Regions from separate parts of the Homo sapiens genome. Here region 1 is linked to region 2. Evidence: chromatin loops called from intact Hi-C (ENCODE). Cell type or tissue: thyroid gland. All regions are shown on one strand.

The links. Hi-C counts contacts between places; a loop is a spot of excess contacts. Peaks named below come from ENCODE experiments on the same cell type or tissue, not always from the same donor. Only the 100,000 strongest peaks of a DNase experiment are listed, where the experiment ranks them.
Region 1: it touches region 2 in a loop (2.9-fold over the local background); 2 of 110 quality-filtered maps call a loop at or near these places.

Annotation. Positions count from the first base shown.
Region 1 is chr15:70,286,429-70,294,428 of GRCh38, reverse strand. No RefSeq gene overlaps it. Among named protein-coding and RNA genes, the nearest start is that of TLE3, 190 kb to the right of the region's middle. RefSeq lists an enhancer at 1,474-1,973. In thyroid gland, no CTCF peak of the experiment used is centred here; DNase peaks (open chromatin) are centred at 638, 3,445 and 4,758; H3K27ac peaks cover 1,530 bases.
Region 2 is chr15:70,209,602-70,217,601 of GRCh38, reverse strand. No RefSeq gene overlaps it. Among named protein-coding and RNA genes, the nearest start is that of TLE3, 120 kb to the right of the region's middle. RefSeq lists an enhancer at 3,617-4,493. In thyroid gland, a CTCF peak has its summit at 3,103; DNase peaks (open chromatin) are centred at 3,031 and 5,191; H3K27ac peaks cover 527 bases.

The DNA.
Region 1 (8,000 bases), 77 kb before region 2:
ACGAGCCTCATGTCCATTGTGTCCACTGGGTTGCTCACAACTCCTGGCCCCATGCTTGGCACCCAGCAGGGGTTAAACAAGCAGTCCGGTTACACAGCCAGAGACGAGCAGAGCCGGGATTCAACCCCAGACCTGTCTGATACCGGGTCTACTTCTAAACCTGCATGGTGGACTGCCCCAGAAAAGCAACGACCCAGACCAGACATGAGGGTCCTAACCAGTCGCTCATTCTCCAGCCCCCTAAGCCACTCTGCTTATTCACAACTAGTAGTTCCTTTTGATAAATACTGATAACCAATAATTAAGGGGCCATTGAGAGCTTGGATCTTCCCCTACAGGCACAACACCAGGCACTGTGATATCAAAGCACAGACAAAATCAAGTTTCATGTCCTGGCAATTACTGCAAGCAGTCCCAAACAGCCAGACACACTGCATAAGCTCAGTGAAGACCTGAGTCTCTGTCCTTTCAGATGTTCTGATAGCATCTTGAATGAAAGTTCCACCTGGGCCCAGCGTGCAATAGTAATAGTAGTAATGGATTCAGACAAATGAGAATTTACCAGGTCAGTAGGCCTGGCCTGCCCCTGCCCCACACCCACCCCCAGGCTCATTCCCAAGCAGAGCATGACAGGCACTGGGATTTACTCAAAAGTTTGCTCTAGTCCTGGTCTGGAGAAACTCTCTGTGTTCAGGCATGCCAGAGACCAGAAGTGATCTAAGAGGTGCTTAACAAGCTGTAATGCGTGTCAAGAAAAACTGTAAAAGACTAAAATGGTGGGAAAAAAGAAAGGGAAAGAGATAGACTACTGGATGTCCCAGCGTACCCTTCTGGGGGTTTTGTTTTTTCTCAGTCTTTCATTATCTGAGCTATTTTACAATTCTGCAAATTGTAAAAAACTGATGGTAATGCAAATGATTCTTGTCCATATAAATATAAATTATGTCCAATGCAATGCAACTGATTATTGCCCTATAGATTTTTTTTTTTTGCCAGTTTTGCATCTGTTTGTAAATTCACTTCAGATTCCTGATGACCTATATTATGTGTCTACTTTTGCATTCTCCTTTGAATTGATTGTAACATCTTAGTGGTTTCCTCATTAATGAATGAGTGAAATAAAACTTTTGATCCAGGCTCATTCTATATCTGTATGAGAGTCATGATTATACCTCCTTTTGATTCTTTTCCGTGTACATATAAATTACCTGAAGATCTTGCTAAGGCACAAATTCTGATTCAAGGTCCAGAGTAGGACTTGAGAATCTTTCTGCAAGCTCCCAGGTGATGTCCATGCTGCTGGTCCACGGATGCCACTTAGGTGTTAAACTGTTCTTGTGGTAATTCAACTTAAAATAGTGATACAATGTTTCTGAATAAATAAATTATTATCTATACATTAGGTTTTCTTCATTAGCATAAGGAATGTTAAAAGGTTTTTTTTTTTTTTGTGGAATTATGTTGTAACAGGACATGCTGTCCTTGGATAAATAAGTTATCAGAAACTGGTCAGGAGATCTCTGGCCGTGGATCCCAGCACTTCCCCAGGGTCCCATCACCTAATCGTCAGTGTGAATCCACAGGTCTGCAGAGCCCTCTGCACATTTCCATGCCCTGTGGGCTCACATGCTTCCAACTCTGGACTAACCCCATAAAAGGGGCTGGAGGGCTGAGGGTGGCCATTAACTATGCAGGGTTCCCCTTCAGCTTGGGCTTGGTCACCTCCAGGGAGGGGGAACTCACCACTCCCAAATATTCCTGTACCTCTCAGACCACAGAGACTAGGTGCTGGGGGATCCCCTGGGATCCTGGCCAGTCCGTCTTTGAGCCAGGAGCCCTCCAGTAGACAGGTCTGTGCACGGCGGAAGGTTCCCCGGTTTATGCTGCTCAGGCAGACAGACACCTGCCCTTATCCTGTCTTGCTTCCTGCCACACAGGCTCGCAGGGGAAGTCCTGGAGAAGCACCTTCTAGGGCAACATTTGAACTGCTGCACATCAGTGGCCTCTGCTCCTGGGGTGGCAATTTTGGGCACTGCCCATGCAGTTTGCCAGGCTCTGGGTCTTGTGGGCCATTCCTGCGGAGGATCTGGAAAACGTCACACCAACTTTCCCCCTTCACTGGGCCTGGGAAGAAGTGACGTGTCAATTACCCGATCATTTGGTCTGGATCCAAGGCACAAAGATTAGAACGCAGAAAGGACTGCAGTCCTTAGAGTGCTGGCTCCAATCCTCCCACTGCCCTGGGCCTTGCGCAAAGCACTTTCTCTCTCTAAGCCTCAGTCTCCTTGCCTGTACAATGGGGAAAACAAAATTCAGAGCCTAGGCTTCGGGTGAGGCCAAGAGGCCAGGGTGCAGGTGAGCATTCTGGCAGAGTTCCTGCCACCCAAAATGCTCTTCCCATTTGGAATGGCAGGCTAGATCTCCTCTCTCAGGTACCCCCCGCCAGCCCCTAGTGCATGCCCCTCCCTCACAGCTCACCTGGCTCCACTTTCTCATAGCAGTCATCGCTGAGATTCTTCCTTATTGTTTGCTTTCATTCATCTTACCTTTCCTCCTCCCTGGGGGCAGGGACCTTGTCTGTCTGCTCCAACTTTGGACTAACCCAGATTTGGGGCAGACAGTCTGGCTGTGTCCCTGCCCCCAGATCAGCGCTAGGTGTGCAGAAGGTGCTTGGGGAGCCCCTGCTGCATCGATGAAGGTGTCTTGCACCATGCCTTAGCAGGGCCACAAAAAACATGAGTTCTTTTCCCAGGACACTTGGCACACACTGCAGTCTCCTCCCTGTCTTCTCCCCACCTTAAATCCAGGCTCCAGGAGGGTTTTCTTCTCTCTGCCAAAGCAAACAAAGAAAAACAATTTTCCTGCCATTCATAATTGTTCCATATTTTTCTAATAGGCCTAAGCCTGGCCTCGAGATTTCCAGTCACGGGTCATTCGCTGTCTTGTTGCTCGCAGAGCCACAGAGGAGAAGGCTGTGGGCAATTAGTGTGAAAGCTGCCTGCTGCCAGCAGCCCTGCCCGCTCGGCAGGAAAAGGACATGTCTGGTACCACCAGCATCTGCCAGGGGGTGGCTGGGCCTGGACCCCACATGAGCCAGTTCATGTCATTCTCACAACCCTGTGAGGACAATGTTATTCCCCCATATTTCTGATGAGGAAACTGAGGTTCCTATGGTTAAGGGTCTTGCCCAGTCACCTACTGATGTGACAGAACCAATGTCTGAGACCAGGTCTATCTTGTGTCACTGTCAGGTCCTAGAAATAGAAGAGGCAGAAGGGAAGGGGTTGGGGGTCACTGTTGACCCTAATGGAGGGGACTCCCTCTGACTGATTTGACAGATAAAACTGCAACCAAGCGTCCCCTGGGGCCTGGAACAAATCACGCCCTCGGGCGTTGGTAGCCTCTATTAGATGCAAGGATCCCTCAACAGCATTCCGCTGCTTATGGGATCAAGTCCAGGGTCCTTAGCTGGGCAGTGAAGATACTCGGTAATAAAGCCATAGCCTGCCTTTCCAGAATTCTCTTCTCTGACCACAGGCTATGCCCCAGACATGCCTTGTATTCCTCAGCCCCTGCCCTCAGCCTTGGCTCCCTGCCTGAAACACCCATCAAAATCTGGTCCATCCTATCAGGTTCAACTCAAATCCCTACCCTAGAGCCCCTTCCTTGAATCCTCAGCAGCCCTATGAAGCAAATACTATAGCTGTGCACATTTTGCAGATGAGGGAACTGAGGATGGATGTTGTGTCTTGCCTGGATCCACACAGCGAAGTCAAGGAATCTGGAGGCAGCTGAATTTCTCCACCTCACTCCCCTTCTACTCCCAAAGACTCTTTCTCCCTGAGGACAAAAGGGCATGTGTCAGGGTCTGCTGTCAGAACAGACCCTAAGAAAGGTGGCTCCTCCTGGGCTGGAGGTTGCCGATGAGACCTACAGGTCCTCAGACCTGGGGTGATCTCCTGGGGCCTATAAGCCTATCCCTGCCTTCGATGAGAGAGCAGATGATATGCTCTGATCCGGGGGTCCGACATATCCTTTTTCTATCCCAGTGGGAGTAGAATCCTCCTAGCAAGGGGACATTTGATATTCCTTTGTTTGTATGGGGGTTGGATGGAAGAGAGCAGGAGAAGGGGTTGGGGAGAGCAATTTGGGGTGGTTTCAGCCACGTCTGTTCCTGCAGGAGGTCATTTGCTCACTTAGCAAACAACACAGTGGACTCTGCCGGCTCCCAACATGGGACTGGTTGTCCATACTGGCCTGGGTGCCCACCCTGCTTCTTGGCTCTTCTCCTCCTCTACTTCCCTTCCTGTCTCACCCTTGCCCTTGAAAAGGTTGGGAACTTCCTCTTCAAACACCTCACCGTCTCTCTCTCCCTCTCCCCTTCCTCCACCAGTTCTGTCTTCAGCTTACAGAATCTGCCTCCCCCCATTCCGAAGCTTATCCTTAAAGATCTGCTCCAGCCTAGTTTGGACTCACTCTCCTGCCCCTCCCACTAGATCGTTGAACTTTACAGCGCAATGCTTAACATGGAGGAATGTGTTGATAATGGTGGAATTTGGGGCATCTGGGAGCCAGACTAGTAAGCACCATTTAGCCTCCCAGACTCCAGCAGACCAGGAATTTGGCAGTTTAGGAGACTGCAGATTTATTCTCCGTACCTAGAGGCTAAAGGAAGGCATGTCTTCTTGGCAGCATGCAGGTTTGGCGACTTCTCAGCTCATGGAAAACTACTGGGGCTGAGACTGATGGGGCTTTGGCCTGGACCTCAGTGGAGTGCCAAGACAGGTGGAGCAGAGTGGCCCCAGGCATTCAAAGAGTCACACCTCCTCTCTCCCCTGCTGGCTGCCTCTTCAAGGCAGGCAGTTGACAGAAGAGCAGGCACCTTGGTAACTAATATTGTGTAGCAAGGGTGGCAAACTCACATGCCTTCAGGAGTGAAAGTGTGGAGCAGGCTGGAGTAAGTAACAGGGAGTGGTGGGGACTGGGGCAACTGGAGAGTCCTGATGTGTCCGATGTAATTCAAATGCAAATCAATGTTCTGGCCCTCAGGCTGACCGTTTGCTAACCTCTGCCAATGCATTACCGGTTCCAAAGCTCTTTTCCTCATGGTTTCATTGAATTGTCATTTCCTTTCCTGCTTACAGTCACTATCCTCACTTGGCAGATGAGGACACTGGACCTTAGCAAGGCGAAGACATTCCCCTGACTCATTCCAGGCAGGGATCTATGGGGGGGGGGGGGTGGCTTGAAGACACTCAAAGAAAGGTCTGTGCCCCCAATTCTCTCTCCATGGTCAGATTTGGAGGTTGACGTATAACTGTCCAACTCACCCATTGAGACTGTGCTGTGTTCTGACTTGGGCTTCTCATTTAAATGATCCTCCCCGCTCCTCCACCCTACCCAGTGTAGTCACTGACGGGAGAGAGAGGCCTGAAAAGGGGTTCTGAAGTCTGGAGGATCAGGGGCCTTTGACAACCTTGCCAGCCCTCAACTACAATGCCTGCCCTAGTCTGTTGAAAAGTCACAGGAAAGAAAAGTTAGTCATGGAGACACTGCCTGGGGGTCTGGATTCAGACTCACTGGAATATATTTTCTTCCTTTATCACAATATCGTGATTTGGAAATAATAATAACTGCTACATGCTTTACCTGTAGTAACTCATTTAATCCTCACTACATAATTCTGTGAGGTAGGAGCTGTTATTATTCCCATTTTACAGATGAGAAAACTGAGGCACAGCTCATGCTTATACAGAATTTGGAAACTCAACAGGATGTGTAAAAGACAAAAGCTGTTCCTCAGCTCCCATCCTGGTAAAAACCACCCATTCATTCATTCATTCATTCCATAATCCCTACTTTCAGGCACTATGCTGGGTGCTGACATTACAGTAAGGCACATAGGCCTGGAAACCAATTATTGTGAACTGTATGACAAATGACACATGAGAAATGATATATGAAAAATACGGGCTCCAGGAGCCCGGAGGTGTCTGGGGAAGTCTGGGAAGACTTTCTGGAGGAGGTGACACCTGGCAGAAATGGGGCATATCCCAAGGTGAGAACGGCAGATATAAAGGCCTAGGGAAGGTATGAGAGTCATGTCACATGTTCAAGGCATCAGGAAGTAGAGTATTGAAGGGATGGCAGGGCGGGGGCAATGGGGCTAGGTTTGGGATTGTATTAGCCAAGGTGAACGTTGGAATTGTATCACAGCAATAGGCCTTGAAGAAGGTGAATGTGGGGCTGGCTGTTTTAGATTTTTTTTAAAAGAAATTTTAATAGGTTCAAGATTCAAAATGCATAAAAAATATACAGTGAAAAGTTTCCTTCAACCCTATCCTGCCACCCAGGTCCCCTCTTCATGGTCAACTAATCTCTAGTTTCTTATAAGTCCTTCCAGAGCTTTTTCATTTTACTCTTACATATACTAAGCTCTTTCTCTCTCTCTCTCTTTATATTTTTTAACCCCAAGGATAGCCCATTCTTTATGCATCTCTGCACATTGCTTTTTATTTCACTTTAAGAACATATGCTGGTGATTGTTTCTATTTTTGCATGGCGGTGTCATGCTGCATGGTAAAGAGCCGTACTTTATCTAACCTGCCCCTATTGATGGACATTTTTGTTTCTTGCTAATTTTTTGCTCTTACAATAAGTGTTACAATAAATAATCTTGTACCTATGTAGTATCCTCATTGTGCAAATACACCCACAGAAAAAGAAATTCTAGACATGGAGCCATGAGGGTCAAGGATATATGCAATTTTATTTGCATTTTAAAAAATTTGATTTGAAATTTAACTTGCAAAAAGAAGAGTGTACAGCCAAATAAATTTGATACATGTGATACACAGGCTGTGTATATACCTGTGCAATCACCACCCACATGAAGGTGTAGGTTACCATAGAATGTTTCCAGCCCCATCTCATGGCTTGTCTTGGTGGATATCCAGGACAATTTATTTGTACCAAGGCAATTTATTAGTCTGACCTCTACCACCAGGATTGGTTTTGCCTGTTTCTGAATTTTGTATAAATGGAATCATAAAGAATTGATGTACTCTTTGTATCTGGTTTCTCTTGTTCAAGATGACATCTGTGGGCTGGGCACGGTGGCTCATGTCTGTAATCTCAGCACTTTGGGAGGCCGAGGCAGGCAGATCACTTGAGGTCAGGAGTTCGAGCCCAGCCTGGGCAACATGGTGAAACCCCATCTGTACCAAAAAATACAAAAATTAGTGGGGTATAGTGGTGGACAGCTATAATCCCAGCTACTCGGGAGGCTGAGGCAAGAGAATCTCCTGAACCCGGGAGGTGGAGGTTGCAGTGAGCTGAGATTGCGCCATTGCCCTCCACCAGCCTGGGTGACAGACAGAGTGACACCCTGTATCCAAAACAAAAAAAAAAGATGTCATTAGTGAAATTCACCCCATGTCCCATGTCGTGTTTAGCAGTAGCTTCCCCCCCCCCCGCCCATTGCTGGCTGGTGTTTCATTGTATGACTATATTACAACTTATTTATTCATTCAACCCTTGATGGACATTTGGGTTGCTCCCAGTTTTAGGCTATTGTAAATAATGCTGCCATATACATTCTTTGGGGGAGCACTAATTAAAGCTCATTTCCATTAGTTATATCTGGGAGTAGCATTGGTGTGTACATATTACATTTTTGATGAATGTTACCAAGTGCCCTCTGTAGAGGCTGGTGCAATGTGAAGAAGTGCCTTTTCCCTTGTTCTGCATGTGAAGTGCTCAGCTTAGCACAGTGCCTGGGACAGCGTCGACACTTCAGAAAACCATGCAGCCCTCAGCTCCAGAAGTGGTAAGAATGCCTTATGAGCCCTAAAGCCCCACTCTGAGCAGGAGATTGTGATTCTGCCAACGTGTCCCACTAGAAGGATCAGGTGAGAGTGAGGAGGAGTCAATGAACTCATTTCCACCCCCAGAGAAGTATCCTTAATGAATAATAATAACTCCTTTGTTTATGTAGCTCT
Region 2 (8,000 bases):
GGACTTGTCCAAGCTCATTCAACCAATCAGCGTCGGGGTGGACTTTCAAATCTAGATTTCCTTTCTCCTCCACTCGCTGCTCCCAGGGTCCCCTTCATCCTAAGCCATGCCTTCTGCCTCCTGCCTGTGATAAATTGAATTGTGTGTAATTGATAAATTATGCAAAAGGGCGCCTGGCAGTTTTCTGAAATGTTGTGTAGCTTCAAGGCAGCCCCTGGGGAGACAGCCTAATTTTATGGAAACCTCACACTCTGTCTGGCCTGTTTTGTGTAAGTCAGATTGATATAACAAGACTTTGGGGAGTTGACTTGATTTCTAATTTTATTCTCTAGGTGAGCTGAATGAGATATAACTGTAATGAGTGTGTTGTCTGGGGCGGACAGTATAACAGCAGTGGAGAAAAATGTCTTTTCATCTGCCTAATGGATTGTTTCCCCAGCTGGACTTCCCTGCTTCAGGATCCAGCCTTCCCCCTTTTTGGGGGAGGAGGCCATGTAGCAAGTGAAGGGAAGCACAGGGAGTGGAGGGGAAAAATCCAAGCCTTGCAGGAAGGAGGGACAGCAGGACTGAGCGACTCTGTCCTTTCTGCTAAGGCCACCCAGCCCAGCCCTGGCATAGCCCTTGGCAACTTGTTTTTCCCGAAGTCAAAGAGCACCACACTTTCTCCCTCAATTCTCTTTGACTAAGCTAAGTATTAGACCAAAACATTCATGAGTATTAATACTTAAAACTTTCCTGAGTATGAAGGCCCCACTGAAGATCGTGCCTCCATGGTTATCAGCCTACCTGGCACGCCATGGCATGAAGGGCAGGTTCCATTACCTTATAGAACCAGCGGGGCCTCTTCCAGCTCACAAGAGGACACGTGAGCCATGTGCAAAAGGGACCCATTCTGTTGGGCACTGACTATGTGCCAGATGTTGTAACCCTGACAACAACCCTAAGAGGTAGATTCGAATGTCCCCACTTCACAGGCGAGGAAACTGAGGCCCAGAAGGGTGAGATGACACAGGCTCACTTGCCTAAGCTTACAGAGCTCCTCGGTGACCCAGGCTAAGACTCGAACTTGAGTCTCTGTGACACTGAAGCATACTCTGTCTTCTGTTCCACACTGGCTCCCTTAGGAAGAGGGGCAGAGGGGCTGCTCACTGCAAAATGTCAATACTCAGCCTCTTCCTCAACCCGGCCCACTTGGCTTTCAGCTTAGCCATGGCCCTTCATTTTAGCCACGCCCCTCACACGTTCATTCTTAAAGATTTACTGAAACATCTTAATTCAATATAACCATAGATTCTAAAACGGCAGCCCCCCCCATTCTTCCCTCTCTCTCCATCCCCATGCCCTCTCCCTCTCTCCTATTCCCGACACTCCCACCACACACTCACACCCTGACCCCCTACCCTGACATCCTCCAGCCAGACACAGCCCAGACAGGCTGTGGCAGCCCTGGAGCCAGGAGCCCCAGACTGTGACCTGGGGGCTGCCACTGATTTTCACGGGCCCTCTCTGGGCCTGTTTCTTCAACTGGCAAACATGGACAAAGAAATGTCCTCCCACCTACTCCCTGGGGCTGTCTGAAAGCCTTGAGGTGATGAGTATGAAAACGCTGTAAAAGCCGGTAGTCTAATTACAATAGCAAGAATAATAATAGTGGCTCCCATGTATTAGATGCTAACTGTGGGCCTGACCTGGGCTGCACTGGATGCTCCTAGGCTTGTAATCTTGCCTCTTGGTGAGACTGTATCACCACTGCCCAAGTCCATTGTCACTCACACAACTTTCTGAGGCCTGAGTGTTTTGTTCCACACCCCCTACCACTCTGTGCCAATTGGAAGGTCAAGGAGGCCAACAAATAATACCCCTCTCTCCTTCCAAGTCTAGAACCTAGTTAAGAGAGAGTCCAGGAGGCAGACAATGGAGATGAAAATGTCAGCCTTATGTCCAAAGCTGGATCTGAGGTCCTGGCTTAGAGCAGGGGGGGATCAGTGGGTTTCCTGATTCTTCCTCCTGAATGAGCCTTAAGAAATTTCAGCCCCTTTCCCCACTGCCCAGGTAGTTCTGGCCCAGTTAACAGGATCTGATCACAAGGCCCACAAGAGGCCAGAAGGCCCCTCCTTGCAGGCAGGCAGGCAGGGCTGGAGGCCAGAGCCAGAAGGGGCAGGCTAGATGTGCGCATTTCCCCCCAAACTCTCCAGCTCCCCTAACCAGTCAGTGATTCGTCTCCAAGGAAACAATGGCCAGGCAATGGTGGCCTTAGGGTGACCAACCATCCCAGTTTGTCTGGAACTGTTTTCATTTTAGCAAGAAAAGTCCCACATTCCAGGAGATTCCTCAGTCCTGACCAAACCGGGAGAGCTGGTCACCCTAGGAGGTCCCTTAACATTTTGCAGATCCCTGTCCCCCTACCCCGGTGCCTGCCCCGCCCTTGCCCTGAACTGGATCTCATCAGGTTTTCTTGCCCAGAGGTTCCTGGCCTCTCCAAGTGGTCTAGGTAGCTGCTGGGACAGGCCACCCCTGGGCTTGGGCCTAGCTCTCCAGTGCTCCGTGCGGTGGCATCAGACAGGTCCCCAGAAACCTGGGCAATGCAGACCCTGCTCAGATCCCCAGGCCCTAGTCCTTCCCTGGGTACTACCCAGAAAACCCCTGGCCTGCAGGCTGGCCTGCTCACTGTGCCCCTGGAGCTCACAACATTCCTGCCCAGGAGCCTGTCTTCCTGCAACGGTGGGGGCAATAATTCTAATCCTCTTTGCCTGCACAGCACCCCTAGGGTGACACACCTCATCTCTTATGTGTCTCCTGACCACCCTGTGGCAGGACCAGGTTGGGAAGGGATCATCCTTCCCTCTGATCAGAGAGCAAATGTGGCCTGGCTATCATCCTCGGGGTCACAGCTAGTCAGGGCCTCAGCGAATCCTGTCCTCGTGACTTAAGGACAAAAAATGAGAGGCGAGAAAGGCAGCTTGGGAGACTGACATTTAGCGGGAGAAGCAGCCCTGACTTCTTATCTAAGCAAAGACATGAGTGGATGGCGCTGGCATGAGCCTCACTTCCCCTAGCAGTGAAACAGAGCCCTGTGCTACCTAAAGAGGCCTCCAGGTGTGCTGAAATTCTTTGCCCAGGACCTTGGCTTCACTTAGCAATGACCCTGGGTCCCTACTGGCTGTCCCTTGGGCTCTCCCAGCTCATGTGGCCTGACTTAGACCCCACATATGGGACCCACCATTCCAGGTCCTGGCTCAGCCCTTGGCTGGAAGCCAAGTTCCCGGTGTGTGAGGTCTCTGCTGTGTGAACTTTACAAGTCATGTACCGTATTAAGACATCTGAGGGCTCTAGAAGAATAAACCCACACCTTCTCTGGAAAAGGGATGATAAACCTAGAGGGTGTCAGTAACCTAGGAACTGCAGAGACAGGATTAGGGGAGCAACCGACATTTAGGAGCTGCTACCTGTTGGCCCTGAAATCAATTCCCGCTGCAGCCAGCCTGGGGCCAAGCTCTGGAGAAAGGGAGTCGGGAGGGGCCTAGAGTGGGGCCTTCAGCCAAAGTCATCCAACCACACCCATGACACACAGACTGTGTGTTAGGCCTCCATGGAGCAGGGAGGTTAACACAAGACACAGGGGACCTGGCCTCTATCCTCAGGAGATGTCTGGGAAGGATGGAAGGGCCCTGGGGCTGGAGCTTGCTATGGAAGCCCCTGTGTCCACAGCCTCTAAAGGGAGACTGAAGAAGCGGCAATCTCAGCTGACTCACGGCTGTCAGAGCTGAGGGGCAGTTCGTACCTGCTTCAGCCCGCCCAGTAGCCAACTCCAAGGAGGGAGGTGGGGACCTGGATGTGCAGTGGGGGATGCACAGGGACCTTCAACCCCACCCGGAAAGGGGAGGAAAAAAGCCGAGACAGGCTGGAGCAGATAAGGCTGAATGTGAATGCTCAGGGAATCTGGGTGGTAGGGTGGGGCTGCCAGTGATGTTCCTGGTTGTATTCTATTTACTTTCTCTGGATTTTACCATTTAAAACAGAATCTAGTTCAATGAGCAACAGGGGAACCAAGATGGGATGTGGCCGGGGGCTTTGGTCACACAGGGGCAAGCTGGTGCTTCATTCCAGACCTCTCTGACCCCAAGCCACGCACACCCCAGCACTTTGGCCTCTTCTTCTCTACAGCAGGGACCGTCACCCACCCTACAGACTCCAAGTCATTATGATGGTCTTTAAGGTGATGCCCACAGAATCACACCTTATGGACTGTCTCCTACCCTCTGTGTCAGCAAGAAAGCTTGCTTGAGCAAATATAAGATAGTGGGGCTTACGAAAACAGCAAGAATGAACAGCAGGTGCCTCACAGCTGAGAAACACCAGCCGGCCAGGGAGCCTGGTCTCCAGCAAGGGTCCTGCTCGTGTGTCAGCGCCTCCCGCACCTTGCCTGCAGGACCGACCCGGAGATGGATGCCTTTAGAAATCCTTTCTCCCGGGCCCCTCCCACCTCTTCTTTTACATTCGTTTGCATATTTGGCTCTTTGCACCTAGAATCCTCTGTTATCTCCAAAGTCAGAGAGCATCCATTGTCCTCGCCAAGGGAAATCCCCAGATCCACCTCCTCTCCCTCCCCTGGCTCAGGGCCCTTTCCTGTCACCCCTGTAATCTTCAGAATCCAAACTGTCTTTGCATATTTTGTGTCTTCCTCTCCAAATCTGACTGCTCCTGCCATCTAAGTCTAGCTCCCACCCCTGCAGCGCCATCCCTGAGCTCTCTGACATGCGGGTCTCCTGCCCATCCTCAACCTCAGTGGCCGTGGCTGAATCCTCCTGTAATCTCCCCTTAATCTGACCTTCATGGTACAGGCTCATCAGAGGAAACACGGCCCATCACACCAAGCAGGCATGACTAGGCCACTTCTTCAGATCCCTGGAGGACTCTGGAGGTGGGCAAGCTAATGGCTGCGTTTGCTGCCTCGTCCTCCTGACCCTCGGGAGTCAAGGTCAGGCCCAGCTGCCCTCAGAGCCCCTCTTGGCTTCCATGTCTGTGAAGAGCGGGGAGTGTTCTGGCACAGGAGGCCGGCTCGCACAGGCCTGGATGGAAAGGAAGCCCCTATGAGTCAAGGGGAAGTCCAGAGACCCACTTGAGTCAGGCGTCTGCTTGAAGAGTGCCCTAAGTGAGCGTCAAGTGGGGAAGCGTGTCCTCTGAACATCCGGACTGTTCCGTTCTGAGAGTGGGAAGGCTCTCGGCTGGGCTGGAAACGGATCATTAGGAGTCTGAGAGGAAGAAGTGGAAAGGCAGCATTTTTGGTGCTTTTCCCAGGAGCGTGGAGTGTCTGGCTTGGGCAGAGCCCAGGAAGATGTCAGGACCCACCCAGCCCACGTGCTGAATGTGGGGACTGGTCCCACTTCTCCATTTATGATGTGATATCCAAGAGAGACACAAAGAAAGCCTTCTCATAAAGCAACCCCTGAACACTTGGTGAGATCCAAGGTCATTTGGCACTTGATCAAGGGGTCATTTAAGCTTCAGCCTCCTCCTTCCTTTTCATGGCCACACAGGGTGCATGGGACAGTAAGTCACCCACCTGCAGCAGGGAGCGCAGGACTGGGACCGGGCTGGAGGGTGGCTCTGACCCAGGATTCCAGCAACCTCACCAGGTGAGATTGGCAACCCTCCCTCCTTCTCCCAGCCTCAGCATCCCTTGTATCAGTAAAAGACAAGGATTGGACTAGGAGGCTTCTAAAGGCTCTTGCAGTTCAGGAAGTGCAGAATTGGGCCCTGTACTTGCACAGGTTTGAAAATAAGTGCCTCACTTCTCTCACCTTAATCCTGGCCAGCGGTCCTATCTTTATTTGAAATTTTGATATTTTATTCATCACGGATTCCTTTTTGCTTTAATTTTGATTTTTTTTTAATTAATAGACAATTCTTTTAGAGCAGTTTCAAATTTACAGAAAAATTAAATGGGAAATACAGAGTTCCCATGCATCCAATTGAATGCATCCAATTCATGAATGTATTGTAATGTATGCATTGACACATTAGAATTGATATTGATTAATATCAATAGTATTGACTAGTATTGATACCTTAGTAGTAACCGAAGTTCACGGTTTACATTAGGGTTCATTCTTAGTGTTGTATATTCTGTGGGTTTGGTAAATTTATAATGATGCGCCTCTACCATGATAGCATCATGCAGAATAGTTCCTCTGCCCTCAAAATCCCCTGATCTCACTTATTCATCTCTTTCCCCTCTCCCCTGTTCCCAACCCCTGGCAACCACTGATCTTTTCACTGTCTCCACAGTTTTGCCTTTTCCAGAATGTCTTATCGTTGGAATCATACAGTCTGTAGACTTTTTGGATTGGCTTCTCTCACTTAGCAATGTGTATTTCAGGTTCCTCCAGGTCTTTCTGTGGCTTGGGAGCTCATTTTTTATGGCTGAATTATATTCCATTGTCTGGATGTACCACAGTTTATTCATCCTTCCACCTACTGAAGGACATCTTGGTTTCTTCTGATCCCTGTCTTTATTTGAAATTTTGATATTTTGTTTGCATTAATTGTGATGTTTTTAAAATTTTTCACTTAAATTTTATTTTTCTTGATCACTAAATTTTTCTGGTTCCTTGTAAGTTTTGTGCATGAGGCATGCTCTAATCCTGGCCCTGGTCTTACCTCTGTTTGCTCAATATTCAGAAGCGAGGGAAAGGCAGGTGATACCAAGCATGGAGCAGAATCCAAAAGACACAGCCCAGTACAGGTCTGGGCACCAGGGGGCTCTGAAGCACCTTTAGGGGAGTCCTTGGAAATACTGATGGGCCCCTTCTTCCCCATTACCTCTGCTGTCCCCTACATCCCTCACTGCTTCTAAGCTCCTCCCCTGTCCTCTCGGCTGGATATCCAATCTTGGATAGCAATGCCAAGCCCTGTCTTCCCAAGCAGCTGCTTCTGCCACGTCTCCCTCCTTAAGAATCCACACAGCCCCTCAGTGCCTTCTGCATCTGGTCCAAACTCCTTGGCATTGGAGGCCCGTGCTCAGCCTGCCATCCCCATAATTGGGTTTTCCACAGGCTTCGGCCACACCGGGAAGCTTTACTCGCTCTCCCCTGCCTCCCCTTCAGGCTTTTGTTCGTGCCATGTCCTCACCTTGGGACACCCTCTTCAAGAAATGACAAGGCATCATGGAGGGCTCAATCCTTTCTGAACCAGAGATCTTTCTTCAAATAAAACAGTTCTTGAAAACCTTACATATAAAACAAGTCCAAACAGATCTGTTCTGCCTGGAGCAGGTGGACTCCCTCTTCTTCCCTGAGGCACCACCCCCAGAGCATGGGTGAGTCTGAGAAGCGCTGATAGAGAAGGCCCAGTCTTCAGTGACAAATTGCCTGAGCCGGAGCCCTGGGCTTCCCCCACATGCCCTTTGTGGCACTCCAGCCACAAGATCAGGAGTCCTGCTGCACTGAAAGCCCTGGGTCTGGTGCATCTGTTCTCCTATTAGACCCAGAAACTTGTCTCATTGTCCCTCCTTCATCAGTCTATTTATTTACGCAACCAGCATTTACTGAGCACCTACTGATTCTGCTACCATTTATGGAGTGCCTACTATGAGCCAGGTACTATTCCAGGCACTGGGGATGCAGGAGTGAATGAAATAGACAAATCTCTGCCCTCCTTGAGCCGACAATGGAGTGAGGGGAGACAGGTAAGAAACAAAACAAATAAATACAGTACATGGAATAATTAGAAGATGGTGAGTGCTGTGGAGAAAAATAAAGCAGGGATGAGGCATCCCAATTTCAAGGCAGAGGTCAGGGAAGGCTCCCTGGGAAGATGACATTAGAACCAAGAGTTGAAAGCTGTAAGCACAAGCTGGGAAAGAGAACTCCAGGCTGCGGGTAGAGCGAGGATCCAGGAGCATGTCTGGCTCACTGGGGAAAAGCGAGGAGGCCCGCATGGTGGGGGCTGTATGAGCAAGAGGGATTCGGGGAGGAGGGGAAAGGAGGACACCACTCTGC